Linked DNA regions of Homo sapiens: region 2 is linked to region 1. A link is an interaction called in ENCODE POLR2A ChIA-PET data of the cell type or tissue named here. Cell type or tissue: PC-3. All regions are shown on one strand.

Region 1 (2,500 bases):
TTGGAGCCATCTGTTGGAAGGCAGAAAACATGAGTTTTGTCTTTTGTTTTTGTTTTTGTTTTCCTCATCTCTTCTCACATATACTTTTTGAGCCTCCCTGAGCAGTTCACTCAGAGGCTGGTCCTCCCAACTTTCTATCTTTCGTAATTTTCTTGAAATGTTTGGCCAACTTTTAGTAACAAAGTGAGGTTTTAACATTCCTCGTCCAAGGGGGTTTTCCAAATCAAGGCCTGCATATTGTCTCATTTGCTCCCTCAATCTGTTTAAGAATCTAGCAGGTCCCTCATCTTTTTCCTGTTGAATATCAAATGCTTTAGAAAGATTTTGAGTTCGGGGTACTGATTCTCGAATTCCTTTTATTATCATCTTCCTTAGGTCCTTCACGTTTTCCCAGTGATTTGCATTGTTATTGTCCCACTGGGGGTCTCGGGTGGGAAATTTATGGTCTGCAGGAGGAACATTTTGACCAGAAGGGTGCTCACATTCCCAAACCACCATAGCAGCCCTCCGAATCGTACTTCGTTCTTCCCCTGAAAAGAGGACACCCAAAATGGACATCAACTCAGCCCAGTGTATATCTGAGGCCCTAGAAATTGATCAATTTGATCTGCTACTCCATAAGGGTCATCCAATAATGGCTTAAGCTCCTTTTTTAAATTCTGGACTTCTGAACTGGTCAAGGGAGAGTTTACAAAGCCAATAGCCACCCCCTGTCCTTGTGGTACCACCCTTAGAGGAAAGAAAGTTGGATCTGGCTCTTTAGGTGTGGAGGGAAATGGAAAGTTTCGAATATCTTTTTTACATTGCTCTATTTCACATTGAAGCCCCTTTAAAGAGGGATACTTAATAGTTTTGTTGAGGAGGGGGGCAGGCTCACAAGATGGTAATTCTGCAAAGTGAGGATTATAGGCAGGAGGAGCAATATGAGTATATGAGTATAGAAACCACAGGTCGGGGAGGGATCTGCAGCAGCAGCTGGGGGAATGGAACACGGGCAAGTGACACAGGTGAGGGAGTGGCCTGAAACAGCTGGGCAGTAACCCGAAACCGCAGCCAGAGGGACGGAATCGGGAACAACTGGAAGAGTGACACAAGCAGGGGAGGGACCTGAAATGGAAACGGGAGCTGGAGGGGCGGGACTGGGGGGCAACCAGAAGAATGATGCAAACAGGGGAGGGACCTGAAACGGAAATGGGAACCAGAGGGGCGGGATCGGGGCGGCCAGAAGAGTGACGCAAGCAGGGGAGGGACCTGAAACGGGAACCGGAGGGGCGGGATTGGGGGCAGCTGGAAGAGTGACACAAGCAGGGGAGGGACCTGAAACAGGAACTGGAGGAGTGGGATGGGGGCACTGAATGGAGGAAGGTGATCTAGAGGGTCCCACGTGTTAGTGGGTGTGGGTTGTCTAGACATGGGAACTCTTTCCCTGCCAGAGGGGTTGGCTTCTGGCTTTCTCCCTCCGGAGTCTAAAGGGTAAAGGAGGATAGGTCCCTGCCACCAATAGAGGGTGTAATCAATTTCTTCCTGGGAAACAGGGCTCTTATCATTAACATGCTCAATTAAGAGCTGACAAATCCGCTCCTCATTTGACCCAAATTTTGGCCAGAAAAGTGAGGGTTTCAGGATGGGTTCTCGAGCCCAAATAAAACAAAAATATTTTATCATCTGCTGTTTTCGTTTATACTTGGTCCTCTCATTATCTTTCCAATACTTTAGCATAAGCCCCAAGGGGCTATCAGAAGGAATTTCATTGCTCTCTTGACTCTTTAGTTTTCCTGTCTTACATGAAACATTCCCCATCTTAGGGGTTATGGGGGGCTCTAACCTCTCCTGTTAGAGGTGTCTACCCCCCTCTTTCTAGAGGCTCAATGAGGCTTTAAGAGGGGGTTCAACCTGTTGTGTTGGAGGTGTCTTACCTCCCCCTTTCTGGAGGCTTAGCCTCTCCCGTTAAGGGTTTCCTGCATATCCTATAGCTCACCCCTCTGGAGGCTCCTTGTACCCTTCTTTCTCTTTGTCTACTGTGACTCTTCCTGCCCCTAGTCGATAGATGGCAACACGAAACCGCAGAGAAGACTCACTCACTCCACACAACCATAATGCTTAGCCCCATTCACACACTGTCAAACTCCAAATTATCCTGACCACCAAGGAAATACTTTGTCACCTTTGTGAAGTCTCCTACCTTTTTCCATGCACAAGAATTACCTGGTCCTCTTATTGCCACGGTCTTGCAAGCCTCTCCTCCCTGCTTTGCTGAGAACCCAGATTTATTCATCACAATGGGTGGGCCCTGACCCCCCTCACCCTCTGGCCACCATAACAAGACAGTGGGACCCCTGGGTGAGGTGACCAAAGACCCCCTTCCCAAAGGAGAGTATTTGAGCCCCAGAATTTGGGCACCAGAATTGTTGAGAATAATGCCCAAAATCCTAAGGAAATTGAACACTCAAACAAAGGATTCTTAACCAAGCAATTTTACTTTTGCGCAGAGGGGTGCTTC
Region 2 (2,500 bases), 350 kb before region 1:
AAAAAGTTTCCCCTGTCCAAATATCTAATATTTTTAAAACCTGAAGTATGGGAGGCAAGGGGCAATCATTAAAAAAAGAAAATACCAACAGCAAATATTTGATGGTTTTACTATATGCTAGGTACCATTTGTTTTGCAGAAAACACTCCAGCTCTGCAGGTAAACCTAGGTTCAAGTTCTTCATCTATCACCCACTAAGTGTAACCATGAACAAGTTACTTAATTTGTCCCAGCATCTTGCAGTGTATTTGAAATAAAGTGAGAAAATTCATGTAACGTGCCAACCCAGCAAGCATATAGTACACACAAATGAAACAACTGTCTCCTTACTAAGTATATACGTTCAATGTTAAGACTCATTAAAACTCAGAGTATAGCCCGGGTGCAGTGGCTCATGCCTGTAATTCCAGCACTTCGGGAGGCCGAGGCAGGTGGAGCACCTGAGGTCAGGAGTTCGAGACCAGTCTGGCCAACATGGCTAAAACCCCCATCTCTACTAAAAAACACAAAAACTAGCCAGGCGTGGATCCCGCCACTATACTCCAGCCTGCATGACAGTGCAAGACTCTGTCTAAAAGAAACAGAAACAAAAAAACCACAAAACCTCAGAGTACAGTCTTATTACCATACTGCTGGTAAACATTAGCTGTTTACCATTACATACTTTACCTCCTTTAATTATAATACAAAATAATTCCCATTTTCTAATGAGGTCCAGACATGAAATACATTTGCTCAAGAGATACACAGGTAAAAAATGTGGGAGTTAAGCTGAGAATACAGGTTCTCCAACTCTGAAAATTGTTCTCTCATTGTACCATCTTCCTTTTTTTTTTTTTCCTGAGACAGAGTCTTGCTCTGTTGCCCAGGCTGGAGTGCAGTGGTGCGATGTTGGCTCACTGCGACCTCTGCCTCCCAGGTACAAGCAATTCTCCTGCTTCAGCCTCCTGAGTAGCTGGGATTACAGGTATCCACCACCATAGTGTCTAACCTTTTATATTTTTAGCAGAGATGGGGTTTCACCATGTTGGCCAGGCTGGTCTCGAATTCCTGACCTCAAGTGATCCACTTGTCCTCCACCTCCCAAAGTGCTGGGATTACAGGCATGAGCCACCACACTCGGCCCCATCTTTCTTTAATCACAAATTTTAAAATGCAGGGCTGGGTGTGATGGCTCACACTGTAATCCCAGCACTTTGGGAGGAAGTGGCAGGAGGACTGTTTGAACCCAGGAGTTCAAGACCAGCCTGGACAACATAGTGAAACTCTGTCTCTACGAAAAATTGAAAATTAGCTGGGTATGGTGGCACAGACCTGTAGTCCCGGTTACTCAGGAAGCTGAGGCAGCAGGATCGCTTAAGCCCAGAAGGTTGGGGCTGCAGTAAGCTATGATCATGCCACTGCACTCCAGCCAAGTGACAGAATGAGATCGTTCAAAAAAAAAAAAAAAAAAAAAAAAAAAAAAAAAAAAAAGCAAAAGCAATATGGTTCCATTTACATAAAGTTCAGAAACCAGAAAATTAGGGATTAGGGTTGCATAAATAAGTTAAAGATTATTAATAGGTTGTTAAAGGTTAATATTAATAAGAAAGTTAGTAAAGAACAAAGAAATGATTACCATAGAAGTCTGGGTAGCAGTTACAACTAGGGAAGAGGGAGTTATAATCAGGAGGAGGCACCTGGTAAGTTCCTGGGAGTATTGTTATTCTATTTCATAACTTGGATGGTGTTTATAGACAGTGATCGTGCTCTTTGTATTGTCTAATACATTTCATAATCAAAAAGGTTAAACATCAAGAACTGTACTGTGGACAAAAGAAATAAGAAGTTATCAATGATAATTCTCCTCTTTCCAGTACTTTCTATTATACAATGAGCATAAGAAAACATGTAAGAAGTTTAACAGTGCCACATGCTCAGCTAAACTGTAAAGGCTTACCATCATCATTCTAAACAGTCATTATTTAGTCCAGGATGACAGCCACTTGAAAGTACGATCTTTCTGGCATCATAAAAAGCTTCCATACACAAAAACCAAAATTAAAACGAACTTAGGTTCGAATGTCCATCTTGCTTCAGAAAATTAGTTCCCAATCTAGACCCAGTGTGATTCAATTTATGTTAAATGCACATATAATGTGAATGGATGGACCCAGCCTCTGTACAATCTTTCATAGGCTCTCCATATGTAGTAGTGGTATCTAGTTTCTTGCAATAACATATGAAAATATCTGAAACTGGTTAAATATTGCTCAGTTATCAAACAGAGCAAAATAATGATATTGAGCAATAAATAACTTCAGATTAAAATTTCTTTTTTTTGAGATGGGGTCTTGCTCTGTCACCCAGGCAGGAGTGCAGTGGCGCGGTCTAAGCTCACTGAAACCTCCACCTCCTGGGTTCAAGTGATTCTCCCGTCTCAGCCTCCCAAGTAGCTGGGATTAGTCGTACGCCACCACAGCCAGCTAATTTTTTTATTTTCAGTAGAGACGGAGTTTCA

Evidence for each region. Peaks named below come from ENCODE experiments on the same cell type or tissue, not always from the same donor. Only the 100,000 strongest peaks of a DNase experiment are listed, where the experiment ranks them.
Region 2: POLR2A ChIA-PET joins it to region 1 with 12 read pairs; 3 of 35 experiments call an interaction of 5 or more read pairs at or near these places.

The regions. Positions count from the first base shown.
Region 1 is chr9:6,079,122-6,081,621 of GRCh38, reverse strand. No RefSeq gene overlaps it. Among named protein-coding and RNA genes, the nearest start is that of RANBP6, 65 kb to the right of the region's middle. In PC-3, no CTCF peak of the experiment used is centred here; a DNase peak (open chromatin) is centred at 1,111; H3K4me3 peaks cover 1,117 bases; H3K27ac peaks cover 810 bases.
Region 2 is chr9:6,427,507-6,430,006 of GRCh38, reverse strand. The region is part of intron 2 of UHRF2 (ubiquitin like with PHD and ring finger domains 2); the gene reads right to left. Among named protein-coding and RNA genes, the nearest start is that of UHRF2, 16 kb to the right of the region's middle. RefSeq lists an enhancer at 682-801. In PC-3, no CTCF peak of the experiment used is centred here; no DNase peak of the experiment used is centred here.